6 separate regions of the Homo sapiens genome follow, and all the other regions are linked to region 3. A link is a loop called in an ENCODE intact Hi-C map of the cell type or tissue named here. Cell type or tissue: PC-3. All regions are shown on one strand.

Region 1 (5,000 bases), 140 kb after region 3:
TTTTGCCAACCATTTGCATGAGGGGCAAGGACATCTTGACTATAGAAATGAAAGTCTCTAAAATGTGGCCCCTGGAAGAGCCATTCCCATTTGCTTTCCACCATGCTCATGAGGAGTCAGGGGATTTTCGTCATCCCTGTAAATTAGCCTCCAGTTACCAAACTTTAGCTGCCTCTTGCTATAGCAGGCCGATGCCTGGAGTACCCTGGCCAGCTCTCCAGCTAGGAGGGGGTTAAAACCAACATTTGCAGATAAAGAGGTAAACATATTTACATTCCTCTCTTCACACTTTATGCATATGTCATGCAGTGAATAGTTTTAGAGGTCTGTTTGTACTATCTCTCCAGAATTTTTACAGTCTGGAGGACACAAAATCTCTATAAAGTGACTTATTGAAATAGAAGCAGATTGGTAAAACCGTTTCCCTCTTATGAACTGTGAAGAATGATCCTCTAAATGAAATCAGGAAGGAACTGGACAGAATCTTGTTTAATGGTCTGACAAAATGAATCACAACGATTCCAGACATCCATCACTGCTAAAAGGGAACCACAAATGATCTGTGAACCACTATATATTGATTACCCATGTAGTACAAGTGTCGGATTTAATGTTCACACACCATAGAGAGGCGGCAGGGACAGATGGTGCCTTAACTCTTCTTTGATAGATTTTAATGGTGAAATATTGATTTCTGTCTGGCCAAGACCTGCTGTTAGGGGCCAAAGTCATTTGTTGGGTATTGCCGGACACCCAGTTGGCCCAGCGTAATCAATCATTTTTGGCAAGGCAGGTGAAAATCCAGAGAGAAGCACCTTGGAACCCAAACTGGAGCGTGATGTGTCTGAGTCCAGCCACCTAGAGAAAGAGGGAGAGAGAGAGGACTCTTGGAGATTGTGCTTGTAAAGAATTATTAATGATAAGACATGTTTACTGAGGAGAGTCGCAGCGAATCAGAGCTGACATGAAATAGTCCGGGAGCCTCGTGGAGAAAATGAGCCTCTTGCTAAGAGCGACTATATTTTATTTAAACATCCTTCTAAGGCTGAGAACTCAGGTAATCTGTTGTGTTACAAGCCACTGGCTGTTGTTGCTATCCAGAGAGATAACACTGAGGCGCTAATAGGAACACATCAATCACAATCAGGCTGCAATTCCAGCGGTGTCTTGTCCTCCCAGCTCCTCTTTAAGCTCCTTAATAATGGTGATAACATAGTTCGGGGGCTGCTGAGAGGGGCTCTCCCCTCTGAGGGTCATATTCATAAAGTGAATAGCTTGCCAAGTCAGCATCCAGGGAACGGGATCTATGCTGGGGGACTTGTGTGCAGGAGAGGGAGGGGCATGGACCAGCTGGGGAGGGTTGGACTCCAACAGGAGAATTTTCTATCATCTGTTGGTCCCTGGGTTTTGTGATGTCACTTCTGCCTCCTTCCTAAGAAAGGGGTGTGAGTGTGCATATTATATGTAATTATTAAATAACAAGAATCATTTTCTTGGGCAGCTTATAAAATGGTTTAGAAGGCAATTCCCAAAGGGAACCCTCAACATGTTCTGAGTGATGACAACCTCATGGGAATAAGTGTGTGGCTTCCCTGGAAGATTCTGGTGCAAGATATGTCAGGAGGGTGGGGATGGGTGGGGGAAGGGGCCATCCTAGTCTCTGCAGCTCTGTGTCAGCCTCTAACCTATCACCCTCAAGGTTAAGCATCTATTTACTTGTTTGACTCCCCCATAGGTGATGAGTTCTTGAGGGTGGCCATTGTGTCTAATTAATTATTGTATCCTCAGTACCCCAGCACATGGCTTAGGGACTCACAAGATGCTCAATACATGAATATGGCTGAATATACAAGTGCAGGCAGGTGTTTATGTTAAAAAGAAGTCAGACATACTTCCTTGCACCTTTTGACAGTTCACACGAACATGTGTGTGTTATGCATGTACATAAATATATAAATTCATAATAGAATGCACTGACCTTATGAAGACATGCAACACATTTTATATCTACTTGTGTGCTTTACTTTTTATGAAACAGCATAACTTAATGGATAATACACTGGACTCTAGAGCCAGACTGCTTGGATTCAAATCCTGGCTCCACCACTTATTAGAAGATGACTTTGGGCAAGCTGCTTCAAACTTTTGTGCCTCAGTTATCTCATCTGTAAAGTGGGGATAATAACAGTACCTACAATTTGAGGATTAAATGAGTTATTAGATGTGAAGCATTAATAGCAGTTCCCTGCAAACATAAGTATAAATATTTTATGTTATATATTATGCTTAAATTATATGTCTAGCCATGGCATTATATTCAAAATATTTACATAAATGAACGCATATATATGCATTCCTTTAGATAACAATAGAAAATAAGGTAGGTCGCACCATTTCAAGCCCAAAAGCCATATGACCAGAGCCAAGTTGGACAACGGCACGCAGGAGAATACCAGCCTAGGGCACTCAGGGGGCATATATATATGCATCAAAAGCCTTTACATGGTTGGTATTAGGAATCCCAACAAGTATTTGCCTTGTTCTCTTTGATATAGCAAACCCGCGCTTAGAGCCGTACGTTTATCTTGGTGGAGCTTCGGTGGGATGGTGGATATTTTGATTCATGGTAAATTTGTGTACTCTTAACGCTATTTCATGTTGGGGCGTCAGTGGTCGGTACACTTGCCTGACTGTATTTATCTACCAAAACCTGTAAGTGTGTGTCTCTAGCTAAACAAGTGTATATATTGGTATTCATATACAAAGGCGCTGCAGGACAGGAGGAGCCCAGCTTTGTGGACGGCCCAGCTGTGCAACCTGCCCCCAGATGTGAGCCTGCAGGCGGCAGATTCCGCTTAGATTATCTTGCTTACCTAATGATGTTTGCTTCACTGCCTTGCTCGATTGTGTTCACCAGGACGGCAGGCTATTAAAATGTCAAGGCACATTGAATTGTTGTTATCCGGGAGAGAGACCTTTCCAATCAACCTGTGTTGTGGGGGTTGCAAAAACTCCCTCCGAGAAAGCGATTGGAGAGAGGCTTTATGGCTTTTTTACATAGATGGGGGTGAGCGGGGAGGTTGAGAGAGGGCACGGCGGGGGAGGGGGGAGGAGGGGGCGGGGGGAGAGGTGGGGCAGGAGCCCGGGTTTATGGCAGCCGGAGTGTGCTAATTAAAATGCCATCTTCTCAAACAGGTATTGGTGGCTTCTTGCTTTTCCATTTATGGATAACTGCAATATGGCCTTGCCGTTTGGTTTAAAAAAGGGAGAGGGGGAGGTGACTCACAGCGGGCAGTGGCAGTGGGAGCTGCAGTGCTGAGGATCTGGGTGGGGTATAAGGAGCGATTGTAAGGCAGAAACACCAAGGAGTTATATCCCTGATGTATTGGCAGGAAGGGCTAGAGAAAGAAACAAAAACAAAGACTTCCTTGGCCCTGCGCCTGTCCAGGCTCTGCTAAGAGCCACGTTCCCTGCATACAGACGTCGGCGGGCCTTTCTGGGTGACAGTGCTGAGCCGCGGCTGCAGTGTCACCAAGCGGCACCTCGGCCCCGGCCCCGCCCGCGCCAGCTGGGACAGTCTGGAGACCTTCTTTTCATGCCGTCAAGTCTCATTTTGCCAAGGATTTATTTTTCTTCGGGGAGAGAGGGAGAGCGGGGGCAAAGGATGTTCTCTTAAAGTATCCAGCGATCAGAGCCGCTGAAGCCTCCAACCAGAAACTCAAACTTCCCTGGATTGACTTTTCCCCCTTTGTTCACATCATCTCACAAATATTTGGCTTTCCCCGGCCACGTCTGTTCTATTTCTGCTCCGGAGAGATGGCTTTGTTTTTGCTTTCGTGCGGTTCTGCGAGGCGCTCCACGATCCCGCCCCCTGGCATGGCAGCACCTACCGGCGGCGCGAACTCGGCTGCTGTGGGCTGCTGCGCGCTCTCGCCTTTGTCAGTTTCATCAGCCGGCGTTTCAGCTGCGCGCGCGCATGCGCCTGCCCACCCCTCCGCCAGTTCCGGGCTTGCGTCCCCGCCAGGCTCCCGCGCCCGTGGTTCTCAAGTTTCCCGCCCTTCTAGCCCGCGCTACACCCTTCCCAGCTCGCCACTTTATTTTCTCGTTGTTGGCGCAGCCCGTTCTTCCGGCCTAAACCAAATCTCATTTTCGTTCCTCGCCTCCTCCCTCCTTCTCGTGACTGGATTTTGGCAGAGTATCTCTGTGGGGCTACCCCAGATCCCTCAGCCTTGGATCCTTCCATGGGCCATGCTCCTGGAGTGTCACTGGCCAGCGAGACTTGCTTTGGTCTGTTTTCCCCATCTTTTATCTGAAGACTTCTACCCCCACAGCCGCAGCACGCAGTCCGGCGCCGCTTGGGAAGCTTTGGACGGGATGCTCCCTCCTTCTGCTTCCCTAGTAGGGGTGAGGGCCGCATATTTGAGTTCCCAGGCCACTTTTCTCTCCCCTATAGCTTTAAAATGCTTCCTTGAAAGTGTCCGTTTACTTGTCTTGAATTAAATTGGTTTATTTATTTAATCAACACATATTTATTGAGAATCTACTATATTTAAGTATTAACCTGTTGTTAAATGTTGGGGATATACTGGGAAGAAAAACAGACACCTCTCAGCCTCCCATGGCCTATAAGAGATTTTCTCTGGGTCGAGGACCATGCAGTATTTGTTTCTGTAACCTGGAACATATAGATGCTCAATAAGTTTCAAATGGACGAAGGAAAGAAACAAATTCTCTCCCTGCCCTGAGCCACCCCCCATTTTCTATGTGCTGTATCATAATGCCGAAACACAAGCTCACTGTGATAACGTTGGTAGATTTTTCTCAAATTCCTGTATTTTCATTTTCTCCCCCTCTCCTGCTGAAGGTCTTCAGAGCCACCAGGTGGCTTTGGTCCAGTTCTAGCACTCCATTTTATTAAGGCACAGATAGGACAGCGTCAAATATCAAGTGGTTAATTGGTGATGGAGCCCAGAACAGATTTGACCTTGGGCCTCCACAGT
Region 2 (5,000 bases), 170 kb after region 3:
ACTGCTGCACATATTCAGTTGTGTCTATATACCACAGTTTTTCAAACACTGCCCCATTTATAGACATTCAGGTCACTATTATGCCTATTACTGTTCTGAATGCATTTACATATTTTTTTTTCTGGTGTGCAGGTGAAAAGATTTCTGTCGGGTCTATACTCAGGAATAGAATTGCTGGGTTATATGGTATGTGCCAAACTGTTTGCCAAGGGACTATATATATCTTTCCTTTCCAGAAACCTTGTTTAAAAAGATCCCAGGGGACCACATCCTCTCCAACACTTGGTATTGCTAGATTTTTTAAATTTTTGTCAGTTGAATAGTGTTATGGTCTCTAAAATATGGTCTCTAAAATATGGTCTCTAAAATGTGTGTGGGTGCTGGATATTAAATGGTGCCTCACTATGTTCTTGGTTACCATGTCCCCAATCTATTCTTTTAATTATTGGCTTGGTTTTTTTTCTGCTGTCAGATGACGATTGTGACTATTGCTGATTTTCTTTTTACAATGTAATATTTGAAGGTAACTCTTCAGCAATATGAAATTTATTTTTGGTTAAGGTATGTATTCCTTTTAACAAATGGATAGTACATTTTTCCAACAATGTTTAGTAAACAATCTGCAATTCAGGCCTTTGATTTGAGATGTCAACTTTATCTTACACTGAATTTTTATAAATACATAAAATATGTCCTTTAATAAAATACATCCTTTCTGTACTCTTTATTTGTTTAATTGCTTGGTCTGATTTTCACACCAGTACCATCCTGTTAAAGTTGTAGTTTTATAGAACATATCATTAGGTCAAATTTTATTCGTTTTCCAAATATGTCTTCACTGTTTTCATTGCATTATTCTCTTAAGTGAAGTTTAGAATTACTTTGCCAAATTCCCTTCTATCCCACACTTCTAACTCACTCATCCTATTGATTTCATTTATATACACAGTCATCCCTCGGTATCTGTGGGGGATTGGTCCCAGGACCTTGCTCAGATACCAAAATCCCCAAATACTCAAGTACCTGATATAAAATAGTGTAGTATTTGCATATAACATACACATTTCTTCCTGTATACTTTAAATCATCTCTAAATTAATTATAATTCCAAATATAGTGTAAATGCCATGTAAATAGTTGTTATAATGTACTGTTTAGGAAATGATGACAAGAAAAAAGTCTGTACATGTTCAGTACAGACTCAACTTTTTTTCTGATTATTTTTCATCTGAGATTGGTTGAATCCATGAATGTGGAATCCATGGATATGGAAGGCCGTCTGTATGTAAATTTGAGAATTGATGTCTTCACAACATTAAGTCTCTGCATTTAAGAAAACAGTCTTTTTCACCTTTATTTGAATCTTATCTTGGAATATTCATCAAGAAAGTTTGTAGGTTTCTCCATGTACTTTCTTCACAATCTTCTTAAGTTTGTAATAAAGACTTTTGAGTAAGGTGATGACAAAATAATTATTGATCTTTCTTGTTTGGGTTGTCTTAACATCATGCAAGTAACAAACAGCCTTGTGTAGGTAGATCCCTTTAACACAATTAGCTGGAAAGCCCCTGCTGATTCAGGTGTAGACAATTGCAACTAGCCCACGACAGCCAGCATGGCTGTTTCAGCTTCACAGACCTGGCACCTATCAGGGGCTCAGTTGGTTAACATAAGATTAATAATTCATCAAATGATTTCACTAATTTAACCCAATTGAGAATCATTCTCTCTCTGAGCTCAGTTTTGCAGGCAAAGCATTTGGGGCTCTATGTTACTAGAACATGGTCTTCATTTTTCCTCATATTCTGTAGTGCACACCATCAAGTTTATTGTCTCCTTGAATAAGAGACCTTCACATAAGATAGATGTAACACACACATATATGCATACTGCATTTTACTGGGTATATATTCCATTTTTTAAAATCTAGCTTGGCTTTGAGAAAGAAGTATCAACCTTTGCACCCTGTGGTCTTTATCACCAGGCAGGAAGGCCATGAAAAAACGTTCCTCATTTGAAGTCTGGGAAACCCTCCACACTCTAGTGCTGACCAGCACTTTTGAGAGAAACCGCAGATCCAGGGGCTAGTAATGTGTACTAACAAGCTTTGTATCCTGAAATCCATACTGCAGAGGGGATTGAAATCTACAGAAAGCCACATCTGTGTGTTCCTCGCAGTCCCCAGCAAGGAGCCTGAATACAGCATGTCATTATGATTAATTGTGGGTAATGAGGGTCTTATGAAACCAAGAAAGAGAAGCGTTTATTTCTCTGCTGCTACAGTTATAGCCTCCGATTTGTTTTCAAGCACTCTACAGAGGACAGCCAAAATAGAATAGGAAATGACTATTCTCCAGCCATCCTTTACTTCCCTGCCAGGCATTTCAGTAAATTAACAGGCAGGGACCGGTTGGGGATTTTGTGAGCCTTCTCAAGGATATGATAAAGAAAAGACTTCCCAGTTCAAAGAATCTGTATAAAACCAGGCTATAGGAGAGATCAGCTGTGAGTTCTGAGAAGCTAAGTGGTGCTCTGAGTTCAGCTACAAATCGGACAACAGACCACAGTGAATAAAAGAATTCTTTTATGGAAGCAGCGGGTGTTTTCGTCATTCTCTAACCTACCAGAAGGTGGTGCAAATTCACTGCTGATACAGTAAAGGAGGACGTGGCTTTCTTTTCCAGCCCTACCCTGTCCAAGTACAGTAAAACAGAGAGAGAGAGAGAGATTTAAAAATAAATTAGACAGGAATATTTAATCTTTTTAAAAACAAATAACTCCCCTTCAAGTTGTCTAACATCTGTCAACTTATTTCTTGCTGAGACTCAGTTGATGTGAGTCAAGCTAATAAAGAAACATGACACAAAGATTTGAAGAAGATAATTTTGAATATCTTAATGTAATAAAATTAAGATGGAGTATTTAATGGCTTAGGACAAACACTACATTAAGGAACTGGCCTATGTTCCTAGAGATTCTAACAAATAGCAAAGAAGTGGTTAATTGGACAAACATTTTATTCCATTAAAGCATCATTATAGTATTTTAATATTTGGACATAAAAAAATCTTTAGGATGAAGCACTATGAGTTTTGTGCAGCAGCACACGCATTTTTGAAATGAAAATTAACCTTTCTCCTAGGAAGATAATATAGGATGTAGAAGACCCAACAAGAGTGTTTAAAAACAAACAAAAACAAAACAAAAAACAAAACAGAAACCTTTCACTAACAACAACCAACATAACAAAACCCTCTTCATTTGGTGTGAGGGGAGTTGCTGGAAGCAAGCCCTGGCTTAGAGCAGCTCATCAGCTGTGTGTACTGGTGCCCACGTTTCCAATAGTCAAGAGTATTTTTAGAGATGGGACATCTACCTAGAAAGAAGAAAGTTTTAAAAAACAATTTGTTATTTCAGTAACATATCAACTGAGGGCACCATCAAAAATATTTTCCTAAATTCTCTTAATCTCCAAGACCACTCTATTATATCTAAACAGAGAAGGAGTATTTTTGAATAAAAAGAAAACAAAACAAACAAAAGCAAAACACCCCAAACCTTTTTATACAGAAAACAAAACAAAGCTCCAAATGAAGGCTTGAACATTTTCGAATTAGAATTTCTAAAGAAAACGCATCCAGAGAGTGACCTCAGAGTTCTGGGTAACTACTGATTTTTCAGCCCGAAATCGAGCATAGGTTTAGCAAACGTTACCAGGGAGAACAATGTATTTTTGTTTCTAACTCAAATCTATCTTTTAAAAAATTAATTTTCTCTCTCTATTGCCGGATTACATTTTCATTTAACTTTGGTGCCGTGCCTTGTAATTAGTTTTTCTTGATCTGTTTCTTGGAAGGAAAAAAAAAAGTTAGGGGAAAAAAAGATAAAAAACAAGCTTGTAGGTTGCAGTTAAAATATTTTGCTTTATCACGCCTGGCGTGAAAAGAACCAAGAACACTGAACCCAGGGCAGCAGCGAATCCCACGCCCCACGCTCCCTCTTCCCAAACCTCAATATCGTTGCTTAAAATCTTCCGGGCTTATTGTGAAGCCAAGGGCGCTTGGCATGGGAAGAGAGCCGCTCGTGATTTATTTGGGAGAGGGATGGGGTTTTGGAAAGGAAATTGGGGGGTTTACAAGGAGGACGGGTGGGTTTTACTCAACAACTTATTCTTGGGCGTTTTCGTGGACTGGAGAGGAGTTTCGATCCCGTCTCGGGCTCACCTGGGAAGCCCCCTCCTGGCGCCCGCTTTGTTTGGCGTTCCTTTAAAGCCCGGTGTTGGCAGAGCGACCCACAATGAAACAAATTCTCATTTTATGACGTCTTTCCCCCCGTAGGAGTCCGAACAATGTCTGGGGGCTTGGCACGCATGAAGATAAAAGAATTTTATTTTAAATGCGATACATGTCAGGATTAGACAGCGTTTCCTTTCAGCTAAACTACAGAGCGAATCTTCATTTCCTGTTTCACTGCTTCCCCCGAAAGAAACTTTTCTTTTTCTTTTTCTTTTTCTTTTTTTTTCTTTTCTTTCTCTCCCCCAGCAGAGAGTCCGAGAGAAAAGTGCTGGGCACAGAGCTCCCCACGAGGTCCCCGGAAAGCAGACTTAGCTCCTGATCGTTGTCAATCTTTGGGCAACCCGGGGCCTCGCAACGGCTCGGGTTTAGTGTGATCTGGGGAGGCTGCAGCCCAGTTCCGGCTACCGTGGGCGCCTGAGCAGAGCCGGGGCGAGTTGTAAACCTCAGAGAAAGGCACTTGTCCCCAGCAAAACGCTTGGAGAGGACCGTGCACGCTGTGCTGCCCCCGCCCCGAGACGCGCCGGGCCGCCGGGTCACCGGTTTTCCGAAAGGGACCCGGCAGAGACAAAGTGCCTTCGCCGCTGCGATAGGTTGGTTTTACTTTGCAATAAACAGCCCCTAATGGGACCGGGCGCCGGGCGGAGAGCTCGGCCCGGGGCGCGGCCTTTGCCGCCTGGCTCTGCGGGCCGCCCCGCCGGGCGCCAG
Region 3 (5,000 bases):
ATTCATTTTGACAATTTGAGGAGGTCTAGATTCAGGACATCAGGGCTGTCATCCTGGTTCTTTGGGTTTCTTGTCTTTTGTCTGTAAAATCGGAAGGTTGGAATTCTAAGGCCCTCTGTCCACCATCATCTTTCTTTAATTCTATGAATAATGGACACATAAAGCAGAAGCTTTTGAAGGTGCCTCTGGGCATAATCTGAGGGGCAGCAGAGCACAGTGGTTAGAAGTGTGAACTCTGGAAACAGATGTGTCATTCTGTGTGTGTCCATCATCTCAGGATCTGCTCAGTGGGCGTAGTCTCACAGAGCCCCAGGCTCAGAGAGCCTCACACTTATTTTAATGCTCTGCTGTCACTGTCTTGAAATTCTCAACAATTTTATGTTTGAACTTATGTTTTGCAAGTGAATTCTGACAGACATTGGAGCATACATGAGAGTAGGGAAGATAAGCACAGTATGTTAAGCCCAATAATAATAATGGAGTATCTGCTGTTCCTTGCTACCTTATTTCCTTACAGAGTACACAACACCTTGTGAACACAGAATTCTGGTGGACCCAGAATATGTGGGAGTTCAGTGAGACTTAAAGAGGAAAAGGTGAGCATGGCATATTGGCATATCTGCATATCTACCACTGACTTTTCGCTTGGGCCAGAACTTGCTTTGAATGCAGAAAGCAGGCCAAGGCATTCCAAGAAACATGAATTACAGGAAAGCCTACCATATGCTCTCTTATGCTACTTCTCTGTGTTGGCTAACTACTTGTACTGAAAATGATGACATAGAAGGAAAGAGAATTGTAATTCCCTACTCACCAATAAGCCCAAGGTGAGCAGTGTTGGTAGATTGTGCATATATCAAGTGAGATGAAAATAGTTGAGTTGGTTTTGTGCAGCATTTCTACCATTCTGGAGAGAGTGAAATACACACACATGAGCGACAAAATAACGAATTGTGAAATTTTGATTATTCTGTATATGAGTTACATGCTCTTTTATTTGCATTGAAAACACATTGCACAATATAAAAATGAATGGTAAAACTCATACAATGACAACATTAAATTTTTTATTAAAATAACATTAAATAGCAAATTAAAACATCATAACAAGTTGAGAGAGAGACTTAGAAAGAAAGGAAAAAGCTTTATATTTTCATACTTTTAATGGCACTTCTTTCCCTGCTTTTGGAACAAAAGGCTCCACATTTTGATTTTGCACTAAGCCTCACAAATTATTTAGCCTCCCCCTGAATCAGCAAATGACTTTACCTCCTGGTGATTCCGTTTCTCTATTTGTAAAGTGGGCACAAACACAGCAATGTCTCCATTATTGGACTGTTGCAAGAATGAACAGTGCTTAGCATTCAGTAGTTGCTCAATAAACATAAGCTTTTATTATAAAAATGAGTTAGTATAAGACATATCTTTATGATGTGAAATAGTCAATCTTTTTTTTGTTTGTTTGTTTTTGAGATGGGGCAGGGTGGGTCTCACTCCTGTTGCCCAGGCTGGAGTGCAATGGCATGATCATGGCTCACTGAAGTCTCAACCTCGGGGCTCAGGTGATTCTCCCAACTCAGCCCCCTGAGTAGCTGGGACTACGGGCATGCACCACCATGCCTGGCTTTTTTTTTTTTTAATTTTTTTTATTTTTTTTATTTTTAGTAGAGACAGGCTTTCGCCATGTTGCCTAGGCTGGTGGATTATTAGATCTTAAATTTCCCTCGATGGTGACTTTCTGTAAACCAAACTTGATAGCAAACTCCCCTCTTCTATACTTTTCCTATGTTGGAAAAGTTTATTGGAGTAGTTTGAATTTTTCACTGTAGTTTCATTAATAGGCTCACTTAATTTACTACTTAAATGATGCCATTGGCATTAGCAGAATACTTTATGTAGTCAGCAGCAGAACAAATAAAGTTAAGAAAAATATTTTAGGGGGAGAATATTGGGGATCAATCTTTTTTAATTCCAAATAAAAACTGAGGTAAGGATTAAGCTATTAAGTGAAAAAGCAGAAAAGGACATTTTCTACTTCTCAACAACAGATGGCGATGTAGCTAAGCAAATAGAGGACATTGTTCTCGGAGAAATTCTGTCTTCAAGTGCGAGGAAGCAAAGCTATAAACAACATATGGAAAACAATGAACATTTTAATTAGGTGTTAATAACTGAATATTGAATCTTTGTCTTCCACCTAACTCACAACAATGTTATGACAGCTAATTAATAAGTGATTGTAAAGGAAATGATTAATTATTTAGAGTAATAATTAGAATAGCTTACATGCTTGTAATCATAAAATGGTTTTAAAAGTAGACAGAGGCAAAGCAAGTTATTATTCTGTTGTTACAAAAATATTGCGGTGCCTCTTTCAGGATGATTCCTATTGTCATTCTGCATTGTCTGGATTTAATAAACAGGCACCATCATGCTTTTTTTTCCCATCAAGTTTCATTTCAGCCATGGAATAGAAAATCATGTATGTGTGGTTTTTAAAGGATTTTCTGTCATACTTATTTGAAATTATGTACATGGGAGTAAACTGAAGGCCTACCCATGTGGGGGGAACTTTTTGGAAAGATATTAACCACAGAACGAACCAAAACAAAACCCTGGACCAGAAGAATAAAGTCTCCCCCTAGAGTCTCTGTCTGTAGTGTCTGATTCTCATATATAAAATCAAAACTAAAAAGCAAGTGTATAATCCCAAACTTCTCCTCCTCCGCCTTCTCATTCTGTATTTCAAATCTCTTTGAACTGTCTCATGTCTTCAGGATATAATGAAATCCCTTGCTCTGGAAGGAAGCCACAATAGATATATTTCAAGACCTTTCCCTTTCCTTTCTGCTGGTAGCAGAGCTAATGTAGTTTACTTACTAGATGAGTCACCATGGATGCTGATACACTCAAGCCAAGTCTACCCTAGTGAGGGGAATTGGAGAATTGTGGCAATTATCTCATAATTTAAATAAACAAAGCTTCCCTCATTTTTGTTTCGGTTACCTGAATTTTTCAAGTGAATGTCTAATTTTAGTTTTGAATTATTAGAGGTTGTTCTTGCCTCAACCCTCTTAGTAGCTAGCAGAGCTCTGGACGGCTTTGAGGTGAAGTGCTTTAAGAATGTGCACCCAAGGCAAATGTATTCTGTGCTTTCTATTTTATCATCCCAAGCATTTCTACTTGGCATTTGGGGAAACAATGTGAATAACTCAAGTCTAGGATGAAACATTTCTGGAAGGCAGACAATATTGAGATCTGGAAATGGTTGTTTGGAGAGCCTAGATATTTCCAATCAGACAAAGACATTCATAATACCATGTCCTTCCAGACAATATGGACCCCAACACGTTTTGTGTGGACCACATGTTTCTCGGCTGGCCCCAGTCCAAGCCACCACCTGTACTGAAACTTCCAATTGGGAGTTTACGGCTGATCCTGGCTACCTCTCTTAATCACATCTTTCTTCTCAGACCATGTCCCCACCTTGCCAATGTGAATTCCTCCATCTTATTACCCCTCACTTAATGCGAGTGAACATTCGAGGGAGATAGAGGAGCTTTGCAAGTGTAAGGCATGGCTGTCATTTCCGGGTCCTAAAGCATCATATTGTTATTTAATACTTATATTCAATGTCTTAATTATTCAGCACCTTTAAGCCACAATTGTTTGGCTTCAAATAGAACCTGGGTGATGGTAGTTGCTAAGGTGTGAGCCCAAAATGACTATGATCTGCATTTCTTTTCATAGTGTGCATTTTTGAAGACTGACTCTCAACTTTCAGCTTTTGCCACTGCCTGTGATATGTCTTGCTCTATGTGACTCAGCATGAAAGGCTCATCTGGCAATCCCATCTCTAATTTCTTATCATTTGCCAGCAGGAGATAGCTATGTTGCCTGTTCAGAGAAGGAGCATCTATCTGATTGACAGGATGCTGTGGGTAGAAGTGGACGTTGGCAGTTGACGGACCTGGGTTTGAATCCCATCCTTTCACTTCAGTCACGTGCAATATTTCTTACCTTCCCTGAACTTCAACTTTTATTTCTGTAAAACAGGGATAATAATATATATCTGGCAGAATAGTGATTAGAAATAACTTGTGTAAAGTGCCCAGCAAAAGGTGAATGCTTAATAATGGTAACCATTGTTAAAACTTCTCTTTATGCAACAGGAGAGAAGATATTTCTATTCTTTTGCTATTATGCCTCATTCTCCTTTCTCCACCGTAGCAGGACTTTACCCCTCAGTTACATATTTTCTAAAAACATACTGTGAGCCCAACACTGTAGGGAACACAAATAACATGTGGTGCTGTGACTCTGTCTTTAATCAATTATGCTCTTATGAAGAAAAGACAAAATGGACATGCATGAAACACAATAATAATAATATCTAATATAGATGGAGAATTTTACTCTGTGACATATTTGTGTTAATGCTTTACAAATTAGATCTCATATCCTCATCACAATCATCCAGTCAACAAAAGTATTGTTGTCATTCCAATTTTACAGAATAGAAAAACCTCAGAGAGGTTAGGAGTCTTGCCCAAGGTCACACAGCTAATAGTGGCAGAATCAGGACTTAAACTTGGGCCATCTGACTCTGGAACCTGAGCTCTTAACCACGCTGTTTAATTGTTCACATGGACAGTATGAAGTGGTGCAAACAAAGGGCTGTCAATTTTCAGAGACTGGACAGACCATAGTAGGGTGGAATTTACCCAGAACATTTTTTGGAGGGAGTGTACCTTCATCTGAGTCCCACAAGGCATTCTTTAAAAGGGAACGGTTAACAGTAAAATATAACAGTCACAAGAAGGTGAATTAGAAGTTCCCCATGAAACCACATGTCCATCATTTTTCTGCTTGGCTTAATGCCAGGGCCTGAATCTTCTCAAGTAATTCATGGCTGGTTCAGGTGTCCCCAGCATCCTGTGATCTCATTTCTCTTACATCAATCATTTGGACATCATTGTTTAAGGAATCAAAGGATTTCT
Region 4 (5,000 bases), 110 kb after region 3:
ATACTCTTGAACAACTATTGAGTCAAAATAGAAATCAAAAAGAAAATTGGAAAATAAGGCAAATGGAAATGAAAACACAACATACCAAAACTTGTGTGATGTGGCAAAACCAGTTTTAACAGGGAAGTTAATGCTGATAAATGTCTACATTAACCAAAGAAAGATTTCAATAAAAAGCCAATTTTATACCTCAAGGATATAGAAAAAAAAAAAAAAAGAACAAACCAAGCCCAAAGTTGGCAGAAGGAAAGAAATGATAAAGATTGGAGCAGAAATAAACAAAATAGAAAATAGAAAGACAATAGCAAAAAAATCAATAAACTAAGAGTTTGTTTTTTTGGAAAGATAAACAAAATTGCAAACTCCTGCTACACTGAAAAAAAGAAAGAAGACTAAAATACAATTAGAAATAAAATAAGAGACATTGCAACTGATATCACAGGAATTCAAAGGAACATAACATATCTGTTTTGAACAATAACATACCATCAAACAGGATAACTTAGGAGCAATGGATAATTCCTAGAAATACACAACCTACAAAGACTAAATTATGAAGAAGTAGAAAGTCTGAACAGATCTATGACTAGTATGGAGATTGAACCAGTAACCAAAAATCTCCCAACAAGGGAAAGCTCAGGACCAGATGGCTTCACTGGTGGATTCTACCAAACATTTAAGGAATTAATGCCAATTCTTCTCAAACTCTTCCAAAAAATTGAAGAGGAGGGAACACTTCCAAACTCATTACATGAGGACAGCATTACCTTGATACCAAAGCCACACAAAGACACCACAAGAAAAGAAAATTACAGGCCAATATCCCTCATGAAAATAGATGCAACAAAATACTAGCAAACTGAATTAAACATTAAAAGGATCATACATCATAACCAAGTGGGATTCATCCCTAAGATGCAAGGATATAAAATCAATTTATGTGATACACCACATTAACAGAATATAGGATATAAATCACATGATTGTCTCAATTGATGCAGAAAAAGCATTTGACAAAATTCAACACCCCTTCATGATAAAAACTCTCAACAAACTAGGAACAGAAGTAAAATATCTCAGCATAATGAAGACCATCTATAAAAAGCCTACAGCTAACATCGCACTCAATAGTAAAAAACTAAAAGCTTTTCCTCTAAGATTAGGAATAAGGCAAGGATGCTTACTTTCACCTTTTCTATTGTAGGGGCCAAGGGAAAATTACTCTTTATCTTCAGATGGTTCACTGAAAAATCAACTGATAAAGGTGGATTAATTGGAGAAAAGGCATACAAATTTATTAACTTGTATATGGGAGAGAACCACAGCATAATTACCCCAATCACCCAGTAGGTTTCAGAACCTTATGTGCCATCTTGAGGTTACAGAAGGAATGGGGGTTGGATATCAGCAAAACAGATTATGGGAGGGGGAGAAGAGGAAGCCTGGCTAACAAAGGTGGTCCTGCTATGTAAGTGAAACCTCACAGGTAGTAGCCTTCAGAGAGAATGAATAATGAATGAATGTTTTCTTCAGATCTTTTTTTTTTTTTTTTTTTTTTTTTTTTTTTTTGCATGTGTGTGGAGACAGGGTCTTGCTCTATTGACCAGACTGGAGTTCAGTGGCACAACCATGGCTGTCTGCAGCCTTGAACTCCTCGTCCCAAGCAATCCTCCAGCCTCAGCCTCTCAAGTAGCTGGGACTACAGGTACACGCCGTCACACCTGGCTAACCGTTTTTTTTTGTTTTGTTTTTTGAGATGGAGTCTCACTAGATTGCCCATGCTGATTTTGAACTCCTGGACTCCAGTGATCCTCCTGCCTTGGCTTCCCAAAGTGCTTGGATTGGAGACATGAACCACTGCACCTGGACTTTCAGACCTTTAAATGTATTATACTCTCAGTTAATCTTTTGTAGATAGGACGAGGGAGAGCCCCAGAGAAAGCCTGGCAGCATCAATGAAGATTTCGTACAAATGCAAATCTCCCCTCCAAAGACAGCTTTGCAGGGCTACCTCTGTTTGCAGACTTGCTGAACAGCCACCTCAAAATATGTCAAGGAAGTATATTTGGGGATGAAATACTTTGATTTCCCTCACTCTTCAATGCAACATCGGAATTCCTATCCAGAGCAATTAGGCCAAAAAACAAACAAAAAGGTACTTAAATCACAAAGAAGTAAAATTGCTCCTATTTGCAGATGACATGATCTTACGTATAGAAAACCCTAAAGACTTCATAAAAATTTTCGTTGGAACTAATAAACATATTCAGTAAAGTTTCAGAATACAACATTAACATACAAATATCACTTGCACACACATTAACAATGAATATGAAATGGAAATTAGGAAAACATTCCCATTTACACTAGCACCAAAAAGAATAAAATACCTAGAAATAAACTTAACTAAGGAAGCAAAAATCTTGTATACCAAACACTACAAAGCATTGTTGAAAGAAATTAAACAAGACACAAGCAAATGGAAAGTCATCTGTGTGTTCATGGATTGGAAGACTTAATATTGTTAAAATGTGCATACTTTTTAAGACAATCTGCAGATTCAATGCAATTCCTAAAAAAAATTTCGTTAGTATTTTTTACCAAAATAGAAAAACAAAATTCTACTATGCAGCCACAAAAAAGAACAAGAACACATCTTTTGTAGGAACATAGATGGAACTGAAGGCTATTATCCTTAGCAAGCTAAAGCAGGAACAGAAAACCAAATACCACATGTTGTCACTTATAAGTGGGAGCTAAATGATAAGAACTTATGAACACAAAGAATAAAACAACAGACAGGTCTACTTGAGGGTGGAGGTTGGGGGGAGGGAGAGGAGCAGAAAAGATAGTTATTGGGTACTCTGCTTAATATCTGGGTGATGAAATAATCTTTACAACAAACCCCCATGGCACTTGTTTTCCTATGTAACATGTACCCCTGAACCTAAAAGTTAAAAAAAGAAAAAAATTCTAAAAATAATTTGGAACCACAAAAGACCAATAGCCAAATAAATCTTGAGAAAGAATGACAAGGCAGTCATCACACTCTCTGACATCAAAATATAGGACAAAGCTATAATAATTAAAACAGAATTGTCATGGATAGATATATAGAAAAATGAAACAGAATAGAGAGCCCAGAAAAAAATAACTATGCATATATGTTTAATTGATCTTCAATAAGGGTGCCAAGGATATACAGTTGGAAAAAGATCATCTCTTCAACAAATGGTGATAAGAAAACTAGATATCCACATGTAAAAGAATGAAATTGGCCCTTTATCTGACACCATACGCAAAAATCAACTCAGAATGGTTTAAATGATTGAATGTAAGACACAAACCTATAAAACGCCTAGAAGAAGACATTGGGGGAAAGTGCCATGACAATAGTCTTGGCAATGATTTTGTGGATATGACAGCAAAAGCAGAGGCAACGACAACAAAATAAACAAGTGGGACTACATCCAACTAATAAGCTTCTGCACAGCAAAGAACACAATCAAGAGTGAAAAGACAACATATAGAATAGTAGAAAATTCATATGATTTGGCTGTGTCCCCACCGAAATCTCACCGTGAATTGTAACTCCCACAATTCCCATGTTCCATGGCAGGAACCCAGTGGGAGGTGATTGAACTATGGGGGCAAGTCTTTCTTGAGCTGTTCTCGTGATAGTGAATCAGGCTCACGAGATCTGATGGTTTTAAAAAGGGGAGTTTCCCTGCACAAACTCTCTTCATTTGTCTGCTGCCATGTGAGATGTGCCTTTCACCTTCCACCATGATTGTGAAACCTCCCCAGCCATGTGGAACTCTGAGTTCAGTAAACCTCTTTCTTTTGTAAATTGCCCAGTCTTGGGTGTGCCTTTTTTTTTTTTTTTTTTTTGAGATGGAGTCTCGCTCTGTCACCCAGGCTGGAGTGCAGTGGCATGATCTCCACTCACTGCAAGCTCACCCAGGCTGGAGTGCAGTGGCGTGATCTCCACTCACTGCAAGCTCTGCCTCCTGAGTTCACGCCATTCTCCTGCCTCAGCCTCCTAAGTAGCTGGGACTACAGGCACCCACCACCATGCCCGGCTATTTTTTTTGTATTTTTAGTAGAGACAGGGCTTCACCATGTTAGCCAGGATGGTCTTGAACTCCCGACCTCAGGTGATCCACCCGCCTTGGCCTCCCAAAGTGCTGGGATTACAGGCGTGAGCCACTGCGCCCGGCCGGGTATGTCTTTATCAGCAGCGTGAAGACGGACTAATACAGTAAATTGGTAGCAGTAAAGTGGGGTGTTGCCAAAAAGATACCTGAAAATGTAGAAACAACCTTGTAACTAGGTAACAGGCAGAGGTTGGAACAGTTTGGAGGGCTCAGAAGAAGGCAGGAAAATGTGGGAAAGTTTAGAACTTCCTAGAGACTTGTTGAATGGCTTTGACAAAAATGCTGATAGTGATATGAACAATAAGGTTCAGGGTGAGGTGGTCTCAGATGGAAATTAGGAACTTGTTGGGAACTGGAGCAAAGGTGACTCTTGTTACGTTTTAGCAAAGAGACTGGTGGCATTTTGCTCCTGCCCTAGAGATTTGTGGAACTTTGAACTTGAGTGAGATGACTTAAGGTATCTGGTGGAAGAAATTTCTAAGCAGCAAAGCATTCAAGAGGTGACTTGGATGCTGTTAAAGGCATTCTAGTTTCAAAAAGGAAACAAAGCATAAAAGTTTGGAAAATTTGCAGCCTGACAATGCAGTAGAAAAGAAAATCCCATTTTCTGGGGGAGAAATTCAAGCTGGCTGCAGAAATTTGCATAAGTAATGAGGAGGCAAATGTTAATCACCAAGACAATGGGGAAAATGTCCCCAGGGCATGTCAAACACATCTGTGGCAGTCCCTCCCATGACAGGCCCTGAGACCTAGGAGGAAAAAGTGGTTTTGTGGGCCGGGCCCAGAATCTCCATGCTGTGTGCAGCTTAGGGACTTGGTGCCCTGTGTCCCAGCCGCTGCAGC
Region 5 (5,000 bases), 76 kb after region 3:
GCCCAATCTTGTCATTTTACAAACGCAGAAGCAAAGCCACAAATTGATTACGTTTGTCCCGAGTTCTACAACCAGTCAGTGGCAGAATCAGACATTTCAGTAGCTTTAGCGTGATGTTACATTTCAATTTATGAAAGATGGAAATTTAATTTTATAATTATGCAAGGTTTACAGCAACATAGCATGTATGTTGACAACTGGTAGGAAATGGACATTTATGAATTATGAATGTTTCTATTATGAAGGGCAATTATTACCTTAAGTAGTAGCTGGTAATGAACACTGAATGCCTACTATGTGCTTTACATACACCACCTCATTTCAAGTCCCCAATAAAGCCATAAAGTTGATATTACAATCTATAAAGTATAAGGTCAGTACTTCATATGTGAAGAAACAGAGGCTTAGAGAGATTATACACAACCTGCTAAGGCCACACAGCTAGTATGTACAGCTGGGCATAGAGCCAGGCCCTTGTTCTTTTTCCCAGGATGCAATCTGCACTGCCTGTGGGTGTCAACACAGAAAGTTGGTGGAATCTGGTTTATTCCTATACAATGTTAGATGTGGAACTTAAACATATATGTGGAAGTTATGCTCTTGCCCTTTCTAAACAAGTGTAAGTTTTAATTGAGGCAAGGAACAACTTCACTAGTATAATTCTTGGCAAAGAAAGGAGTTCTGAGCCTGAGATTTACTATTTTGTGGTGCAGTAAGTTGGATGTCTTGAAACAAGAGGTTTGGAGAAAGATTATTTGCGTCATGACTTATTAAAGTGGAAATATTTATAAATCAAAGAATTGGGTTATATGGTCTCATAATGAAGAAGCAGAATGTAAGGTACACCTTACCAGATGCAATTTAATTTATGACTTACATTTGAACCTCTAAGTCATTAAATATAGTCTTCAATTTTAAGACCGAGGTTGGCATGTCCAGAAGAGAATAACTATGAAATGCACACATCGTTTTCTCAATTTTCATTAGACTTGCATATGAAAAAAATCACAAGCATTATTTATGAAGTTTGAAGTGATTTCTGCATACTTTGATCTTTTATATTTTGACATTCATGACCTTAGTGAAGACAGGACAGTAAAAATATGATTAGGCTAATTGTCAGATCAAGGACTCTGATTAATGAAAATAAATGGAAGAGGTTGATTATTTTTTTCTTCCTCTGCCCCCCTTTACCCTGGAAAGAATATCCTAGAAACCACATTAAACTGCACTTCCCCTGAGCACATCCTTCCTAACTAGGCTAGTCGTGAAACTGGAGTGCAAGGCCAGGTGGAGGAATGGGGTTGACTCAATGGCAATCCAAGGCTGACAGCTGTGCTAATGGATGACTTAGGCAAGAAATACAGTGATTGACTCATGAAATGAAAAGCAGGACTGGTCTCACGGACAGCTGGGATTCAGACTTCAGAAAGCCTCCATCAGGACTTAGCTTCTTTCCAGCCCTTTGCCCTTTCTGCTGTGTTGGCCTTAGTCTTGTGCTTCACAGTGGCAGGATGGCTTTGGCAGCTCCATCCTCATGTCCTCTCCCCTCCACATCCCACCTCTCTGAAGTCTCAGCAAAAGTCTCATGATTTATTGGCTTTGGTCAGGTCAGGTGTCCATTGCTGAAAACCAATTCCCATGGCTGGTTCTCCACAGAAAAAAATAAAATATGACAAAAATGAGGGTAAACGTAAAAAACAGAAAACAAACAAAAAAAACTGTCCTATGTCAGAGCCAAAAAATCATAATGAAGTGGAAGCTGCAAAAGCAAGAGAAAGGCATGAGTTACAGAGAGAAGCAGAAGTTGGAGATGAGGAAAAGGGGAGGATGGGGGAGAGCGAGAGGGAGGGAGGGAGACAAAGCATCTGACATTTTTCTACTTCCCCTGAAACCTGTGCTTTCCTTCCAATAAACTCTTTAAAAATGATTTAAAAGTTGAGTGGTTTTCTGTTCTTTGTAACCAAATGACCATGACTAAGATATTTTGCTAATGTTCCCTTTACCAAGTAAGGCTGGATTCCATGTGACATGTAAGTTACAGAGGCCCTACAGTTGACTGTGTTCCTCTGTGGGAAGAGAAAACTGCTTGCCAAACAGATCAGAGATTTTTTCTTTTTGGAGCAATTAGATATATGGTTTGAAATAAATGATCTTGGAGGCCCATGAAATTTGAGGTTCTGGGGTTCTCTGGTTTTCAAACAATACCTACACTCAGTTTCATGCAAAACTAACCATTTTTCAGCCCAGCCCAACTTTCTCACTTGGTGTAGAGGAGGAGTTGCTGTAGTTAAGCATTAACCGGCTGCACTTCCTCTTAAGTGGAATCTTCTTTGCAAGTGAGAACATTTAGGCCAAGGGGGTTGGAGACACCATTGAAGCAGTTCTCTTGAGTCTGAGCTGAACCACAAGGAGACCATTTCAGAATCTTGTTTGAAATGAAAACTAGGAGAACTGGGAAAGGAAATTCTAGAATCTCTCCAAGAAATTCATCCCAAATTTTAGCTACTTTCATCTTCATCTGGCGTTTACCACATACTAATATTAGGTTAGAGGGCTCGTGAGTCAATTTTTTCTTTAAGATAATAGGAATGCATTTTATTCAGTTTCTGCTGTAGGGCCCAAAGTAGGCAGGTAGTGGGACTACTTTATAGTGCCACGATTTGAGATAAAGACCGCTGTTTCTGTTCCCATACCCCTCACAGAGATTCTGTGTCACTAGAGGGCCAGGTTTCTGGGGCTTGCTGTCGATCTCACCTTGCTGGCTCATCGTGAATGAATGCAGGTGGAACACCACCAGTCACAGCATCAGAATGCCTTTCTGAAAGCCTCTTGTGTGGATTGTCCAGGAGTGTCACCCTTAGTCATCTGGCTTAGGTCCCTGCCCCACCCAGCTAAACAACTTTGATTTTTGGCAAGTCAAGTAACTCCACTGGGATAGAATGTCTTTGGAATTTCCGAATGAAATTCTCTTATCTTGCCAAAACCATTATGTCCTTTCTTAGTAAAGTTGATACACTGGGTCAGTCTCCCCAGATATGTCATAACTCCTTTCTTTTTTCATAATTACTGGAATGAATGTGGAATGGAATGAAAAAATAATAAAAATCTCACCATCTGAAGCCAAGCTATGCAGGGAGATGTTAGATCACTTTTGGCAACAGAGAAAGGCTCTGCAAGCTGGACTTGGAGATAAATACCAGCAGCTCATCCCTTTATGTACTATATTTTAATGGCCATCCTCTCCCCTGAGGGCTGACTAGTATTCTCTCCTATTGGCTAACATTAGTTCTTACTTGTTCTGGGAAAATGCCTGTTTCCAAGGGTGACACCCACAATCTATAAACAAAGAATGAAGGTCATGTGCATGGGAATTGGAGAGAGAGGAGGTGCTTATAAAAAATACAAGTCTTCCCACCTAGAAGGATTTGGCCCTTGTGGAATTTTAGTTTTCTTTACTTCCAATCCCCCCAGTCCTAAATCATTTTATATATCCTAGTAATATTAAACATGAATGTATTCCACAGCTGGGTGATTTATTCAGGACTCAAAAAGTATACATTATTTAGATAATATTTGATTACATCATCTTTATTTCTCCTATGGTGCTGGCCCTGCAGTCCTGTGAGGTGAGGTAGGCAGGAGTTGCTATTAAACCATTAACCCATGTCATCCAGCAAATGACAACCTCTTGCTGCCACAAATACAGCTTCTGTGCATTGTGAGGGGCAGCGATGCACAGCAGGAAGGCTCTGGATAAAGGTCCAAATACCAGGGGTCTAGTTTTAGTTCTCCCGGCAGCTTGCTTAGCAGACTCAAGTTCCTGTTTCTTCACGCATGTAGTGAAGCCAGTGGGTGAGTTGGTCTCTAAAAGCGGCAACAGAGCACAGTGTCTCAGGCTGGGGCCCCGGCTCTGCTGCTCACTAGCAGTTTGAACCTGCGCAAGTTATTTTACGTCCACGTGCCTTGCTTTTTTTTTTTTTAATTTGTAAAATGGTGGCATTATAAATTGATGTAAGAGTTAAATAATCTAAAACATACAAAATATCTAGAAGAGAACTTGTCTCATAGTAAGTGCTTAGGTGTAATTATTAGCAACATCACCATTTAAAATCCCCCACCAAGCCATGAGTAGACCTTGTCCTACCCACCATGGAGATATAAAAGGAGGACTGAGTTTTCCAACTTGATTTGGGAAACAAAATTTATGTATAGGAAAGATAGAAAACAATAAAAAATTACCTGATTGAATAAAAAGTTGATTCTTCCTCCTTTCAAATAATACCAATAAAAATGAGAAAATATAGACCTTGTTGAATTTTGGGGCAGGGGCCTTTCTTTACAGCCAGAGTGATGTTTGATTGGAGATGATCTACAGACCCTGTGATTTCTCCATACTCTACCTTCCCGCAGGAACTGGCACCTCCTCGGCCTCTCTACATCTCAGTTTCGAAAAAGCAGCACATCCTCTCAAATCAATTTGACTGAAAATAAAGATATAAAAAGACCTAAGCGACATAATCACAAACGTAGATATGATGGATAGATGTCATACTATGTGCCCTGAAGTTAGGGAATATATTTTAGTTTCGAGTGCCCATGGAACAGCCACAGTAATTAATCCTACCATTGACCATTGCAAAGAAAATCTCGATGTCAAAAAGTAGCAATAACTTCAGGCTAACTTGGACTTGTTCTTGTGCAAACAGCCTACGCATGGGTTCTGATAAACCACATACCATCCCAGGCCCATAATGTTGGTCTAACGCTCACATTGGATAAAAGAGGAAAACAAAACCTTAAGTGATTTGCTCAAGTCCTTCTGGCAGAGCCTGGACCTCCAATCTTTCCGTTACTTTCCTCAAAAAGGAACTGCAAAGTGGTTAACTGGGCAGTATTGCCCAAGACCACCCAAAGGGTCCTGATGTATCCTTAGACATGTATTGCAGCATGCTGCAGCAATTCTACTGTGTTTATCGAGGATCTACTCTGAGCCCGAA
Region 6 (5,000 bases), 340 kb after region 3:
TTTCCAGTTTTTTGCTATTGTTAAGGATCATACAATAAGGATATTTGAAGATAAATCTTTGCGCACATAAACGGTTATTAGGGTAAAGTTTTACAAGTAGTGTCACTGGGTTGACATAAACATTATAAGACTTTTAATATGCATCGCCAAATTGCTCTCCAGAAAGGTTACATCAAACCTGTTCCCATCAGCTGTACATGAGGATGTTCATTTCCCCACACGTTCACCAGAATTTAAAAAATTCCTTGTTAGGTCTTTTATTTTGAATTAAATGTGAGACTATTGATGGTTCATTATAAACTGCCCAAGGAAAGCTTGGTGAAAAACATGCTCACGAAGTTCTTGAGTAGCCAACGACATAACATGTAAACAGTTGCCCAGTCACTGTATTGGTGAAGTCCAGAAAAACAGAAGACATTCACTTCCAAATGTCAATTTATAACAGTGGAGGGAAACATGGTGGAGGAGCAGTATCCCTACCATGATTCTACTATGATTACTACGATTCCTAGTGATCATAGTGCCAGAGGTGAGGTCCTAAATATCCCCTCCAATACAATATGGGGTTGCATGACTGCAAGGTTTATGAAATAGCTGGTGCAGGCCTGTGCAGGCTGCAGGGAGTTGATCCACAGTTGCATGATTTTCACATCTGCATTAATGCAAGGTGTGCCCTCTGGGTGTCCTCATTTGAGTGTCGCTGTACTGCATGGGGCACTGTACCACATCAGCATGACATGAACATCACCCTCATGCTACTATTCAGGTCACCAAGGCTCAGGGTTACATAGCCAATGAGCGAGCAGGCAGACCTCAGACTTGACCCCAATGAGTCTGACCCACAGCTTGTGTTTTTCCTTCCCCTGGTTTCATACATTACTCCACAGAGTTGTTGAAGACCCCTGCCTGGCCTGGCTGGCTCAGGGCCTCCTTCTGTTTGCCTGACATTCTACACTTAATGCTGTGACAAGCATGAAGCCATTAAAAGGTATAACGTGTTGGAATGTCAGTCTCCACACTAGTCTGTGCACTCCTTGAGAGGGAGAACAGTACTTGACTCACCCGTGCACAATGCCTAGTATTAGAGTAGTTCTCTTTAAATGTTGCCAACTGACTGATAAAAGAAAAGTGGGGATGAAGAGAGGGAGGTAGGAAGGGAGAAAGGAAAGAAATTAAAGAAAAATGGGCTACAATCTGGCCCAGTAATTTCCCCCAAGGACCTGGAGACTACTGTGCCCTCATGTTTTAACTCTTCCATGTAATGGTGTGTGAGGTTGCTAGTGGTGGCAGTGTTGTAGAGAGACTTCAGGAGAGACAGGTGGGCACTTGGTGGGCAGAGACTCCACTCACTGGGTATGGGACAAGGCCTTCCTTGGTCTAAGGCTTTATGGTAGATCCCAGAGGCTCCTGGCAATGCCAGGGAAATTGGCAATGGCCCTGCACCATTTGGGCAGTGGGCGACTCCTCCTGCATATGGGGTGCTCTAGGGGCCTTTGATCTTGATCGTTAGGGTGTGCCTGCCTTTCACTTCCCATCAGAATCACCACTGGGCCCATGCCAAACTTGCTTTCATGCTACTGACAAAAAGCCATTTTGGAAGGGACATTCTTGTGTAAGAAAATCATTTTTGAGCAGGAGCAGATATTAACCTAATGTTCAACGTGTTATTCTTTCAAGCTCTTTTTCAAACATAAAAAACAAAATCTTTGCCATGACGTGCTAGAGCATTACAGCTTTGTAGATTTCTTTTTCTTTTATTTTTTAGAAATGTACCACAGATCCTGCTGAAGAAGCCAGTGGGAGAACATTCTCCTCATTTCTCTGGTGCTGCCGCCAGAGAATTAGAGGCCTGGCCTGGAGTTTACACAGCATTTTTCTGGCCAACTTGTGAGCTGTTCAGAGTGAGGGAAGTATCCATGTAACGTTGCTGGAAAATAGAGACATATTGAACATGCAAGACATGCTCCCTTCACTAGTGTGGAAAGTCACAGGGCAGGGGTGGCTCCTCAGAGCCTGCTCACTACTGAGAGATGTGCAGGATCCCGATGCTGGGCCCCACCCCACCCTCATGCTTCGCTCCCTTCTGACCCAGTACCTGTTTTCCAGATGTCAGGGCAAGGCTGCAGAGGAAGACAGGGACATAGGCCGAATCATCCTTCCCTCGGAGGAGAGTCATAGGCTGAATCATCCTTCTCTCAGAGGAGAGTCAGGATGACCTCATGCACGGCTAGTACCTCCCTAGTCGGCTTGTTCTCACAGGGGAAAATTGAACCCTCACCTTGGGCAGGTCCATCTGCTGCAGATGTTTATAGGGTTCTTACAGTGAACTCAGCTTCTCATGACCTGAGCTGGGTGCTGGCACCCTGTCTATCTCAGCATCAAGTAGTCCTTGCTTTACCTTCAAAAGGCTGCATTTCTTCATGGGCCTCAAGGCCAGCTCCAGAAGACACAGGCAGACAAGGAGGACAGCAGTGCTGGGACCTGGGGAGCTCCGGAAGGGACTCTGGTCCCATCGGTGCATTCATGGTACCCCCTTCTCTCGGCAGGGCTGGACTTCCTGCTGGATTGACCTCACAAGAGGATAGACAGAGGAGAGGGCATCACCTACAGATGGCCCTGCTGACAGTCCATGAGCTGATAGCTCATCAGTTGCTTTTCTTAGGGCCAGACTTTCCCATGACTTGGCATTTTTATTCATCTTTAATTCTGAGGGTTCAGACTACACAAGAGGGAGGCACACTGATGCCAAAGAAAGAGAATAGGATTTTTTAACAGACAACTTTGGTGCAAGTCCCAGCAGAACTGTTTATGATTTTGAGCAAGTGCTTTAACCTCCCTGGGACTCATTCCACTTGCCTGACTCACTGGGTCATTTTAAGTGAGACAATGCATATAAAAGCACATCATGAAGAGCAACATATCACACATGCTCATTAAAGACTTATTGGGCCCATTTATTGAGTATTTCTTCTATGTCAGGCCCTGAGCTAGGCACTGGGCATAGACACTTCATATACAGCACACATTCAAAGCATTCTCAGGGCACAACTTTTGTCAGTATGATTAATAATAAACATTTGAAGGCAGGCAAACCAGCAATGATGGTGAGGATGCCGGTTACATGAGGCCCCTGAAAGGCAGGGTGTGAGGGCAGCCATTTCTTGTTAGTGGTCTGGAGAAACTACAAATACTGATGGCCCCTGGGATAGGATCTGGTCCATGGGAGGTGGGTACTCCCTGGTTTTGAAGCTTCTATGTTCCTACTTTCTCTCTCCAGATTTTTTCCTCTTGAAATCTTCCTAGATTTTTAATACATTCTGTTTGGAATCTCCTACTTTTGGACACCCACTGTACTTTGATAACTTGGCTCCTGGGTATAGGACAGGCTCACAGTTTCTTGTCTGAAATCCTGTGGCTTGATGTGCTTCAGAAATCATTTTTGGGTTTTAGAAAAGTAACATGGTCTATATTTTTCATATTAAGTAACACCCTTAGCAGGGTTTGGACATCACCCTCAATCAAACACGGAAATATTTCTGCAGCAAAACCTAAAACTATTTTCTACTAAGTGAAATAAATAAACAGTGAGTTGTGGTAAAACTAGATTTCTTAGGTTTTCAGTGTTGGAGTTGTGCATAAGGAACTGTGGAACTGCAATAGCTCAGTCCATGGACTCAGTAAATATGTTTCTTCTTGCCTTCAGGTCCAGACAGTTTTAATGTTTCTATATTTTAATAATTTAATGTATGTCCAGCTTGGTCTCACAGAGGATATAAGGCATTTGGGGCCCACTGCCACAGTTCAAGCCAGAGAGGGCCCACCACTTGAATGTACTAAAAAAGTGTACTAAAAGAAGAAAAAGGAAAAAGAAAAAAAGACCACTCATGGCAAAGTCACAAAATAACCTTCTTTCCCATGCTAGTGGGATTAACATAGCTCATGATCACAGGAGCTCCTCTTGGCTGCCATTTCCTCACTCCTCGTGACTCACTCCTTCAGTCACTTATTTACTTATTAAATTACTCATTCATTTTTTATTCCTTCCTTCATTGATTCATGTAATCATTCATTTAATAAATATATGTTTAGTAACCAATCTGTGCCAAACCCAAGGCTAGATCCTGGGAAAAGAAAAACAAGTGGGACACATCCTTGCCCTCTGCAGCTCTCAGTCACGCTGGGGAGACCAACAGGAAGCCAACTATGGTGTGCTTCAAAACAGAATGAAATTGGAGAGGGGGATCCAAGCAAAGGGTCCCGGCAGACAGATGAAGAAGGTGGTTGTGGAAAGCTTCATGGAGAGAGACCCTTGCCTGGCCCTGAAGAACTGCTGTATTTAAATGGATACGAAAGTCAGGGCAATGAATGGGGTAGGTGATTGTTCCAGACCGGGGGAAATGCACAGACATGGAGAGTTTAAAGCCATGGCATAGCTGTGGTATATTAGAGAGCAGGCTATCAGGGATAACTGCAGTAGCTGTTAATCGTCCTAGCTATGTTTATGAGAAAGGGATAGTTCAACAATCAGGTAGGGGGACATCCCTACTCTCCCTTCCAGGAACATTCTCCCTTTAGAGAATGTTAAGATTTATTCACAAATGGTATCTCTTAGAGCCAAAAGACACCTCAAGTAGTTGCTATGTGGTCCTGCCCTGGCTTCAAGTAGGTATTAGACCTCCTTTGCTAACAAAAATTCCAAAGGCAGGAGGTGGAGGGAGAATGGAGCTGGACCATCTTAACTTCCCAGGACAGTTGTCAAATCAAACCTGTGATTTGGGAGACTTCAGGGTGAGGTGGATAGAGTATTGTTTTGGATTCTGATTCTAGCTCTGCTGCCTTTCAGCTGTGAGATCTCAGGCAACTTTTACCCCTAGTCTAACCTCAGATAAGTTGTCAAAGAACACAGTTGAAATTATGAGCAAATATCCAGGCAAATAGGATGTACTCAAGGATTGTTCCAGATGTTAAATCCATGACAACAGAAATTGTTATCTATTGCA

What was found. Hi-C counts contacts between places; a loop is a spot of excess contacts. Peaks named below come from ENCODE experiments on the same cell type or tissue, not always from the same donor. Only the 100,000 strongest peaks of a DNase experiment are listed, where the experiment ranks them.
Region 1: it touches region 3 in a loop (12-fold over the local background); 17 of 110 quality-filtered maps call a loop at or near these places.
Region 2: a loop joins it to region 3, with 7 times the contacts of the local background. A loop is called at or near these places in 23 of 110 quality-filtered maps.
Region 4: a loop joins it to region 3, with 3 times the contacts of the local background. A loop is called at or near these places in 4 of 110 quality-filtered maps.
Region 5: it touches region 3 in a loop (6-fold over the local background); 4 of 110 quality-filtered maps call a loop at or near these places.
Region 6: it touches region 3 in a loop (5-fold over the local background); 5 of 110 quality-filtered maps call a loop at or near these places.

Annotation. Positions count from the first base shown.
Region 1 is chr2:118,182,465-118,187,464 of GRCh38, forward strand. It overlaps THORLNC (testis associated oncogenic lncRNA), which reads right to left and starts at 3,922. Exons shown (of 3, transcript NR_144530.1): 1 at 3,767-3,922; 2 at 2,874-2,926; 3 at 458-858. RefSeq lists enhancers at 3,907-4,086, 4,227-4,276. In PC-3, no CTCF peak of the experiment used is centred here; no DNase peak of the experiment used is centred here; H3K4me3 peaks cover 1,686 bases; H3K27ac peaks cover 1,153 bases.
Region 2 is chr2:118,219,557-118,224,556 of GRCh38, forward strand. LOC105373578 (a long non-coding RNA gene) reads right to left here. Exons shown (of 5, transcript XR_923249.3): 1 at 4,224-5,000. Among named protein-coding and RNA genes, the nearest start is that of THORLNC, 36 kb to the left of the region's middle. RefSeq lists an enhancer at 2,477-2,771 and a silencer at 4,990-5,000. In PC-3, a CTCF peak has its summit at 2,620 (motif pointing right); a DNase peak (open chromatin) is centred at 2,635.
Region 3 is chr2:118,044,787-118,049,786 of GRCh38, forward strand. It overlaps LOC102723413 (a long non-coding RNA gene), which reads left to right. Exons shown (of 3, transcript XR_923247.3): 2 at 518-596. Among named protein-coding and RNA genes, the nearest start is that of CCDC93, 33 kb to the left of the region's middle. In PC-3, a CTCF peak has its summit at 2,055; DNase peaks (open chromatin) are centred at 2,875 and 4,895; H3K4me3 peaks cover 860 bases; H3K27ac peaks cover 1,313 bases.
Region 4 is chr2:118,159,668-118,164,667 of GRCh38, forward strand. No RefSeq gene overlaps it. Among named protein-coding and RNA genes, the nearest start is that of THORLNC, 24 kb to the right of the region's middle. In PC-3, no CTCF peak of the experiment used is centred here; no DNase peak of the experiment used is centred here.
Region 5 is chr2:118,120,832-118,125,831 of GRCh38, forward strand. No RefSeq gene overlaps it. Among named protein-coding and RNA genes, the nearest start is that of INSIG2, 35 kb to the left of the region's middle. RefSeq lists an enhancer at 2,188-3,387. In PC-3, a CTCF peak has its summit at 2,689; DNase peaks (open chromatin) are centred at 2,350, 2,840 and 3,200; H3K4me3 peaks cover 1,562 bases; H3K27ac peaks cover 5,000 bases.
Region 6 is chr2:118,384,970-118,389,969 of GRCh38, forward strand. LOC107985815 (a long non-coding RNA gene) reads left to right here and starts at 4,137. Exons shown (of 2, transcript XR_001739201.1): 1 at 4,137-4,370. RefSeq lists an enhancer at 1,478-2,677. In PC-3, no CTCF peak of the experiment used is centred here; DNase peaks (open chromatin) are centred at 2,172, 2,872 and 4,052; H3K4me3 peaks cover 801 bases; H3K27ac peaks cover 5,000 bases.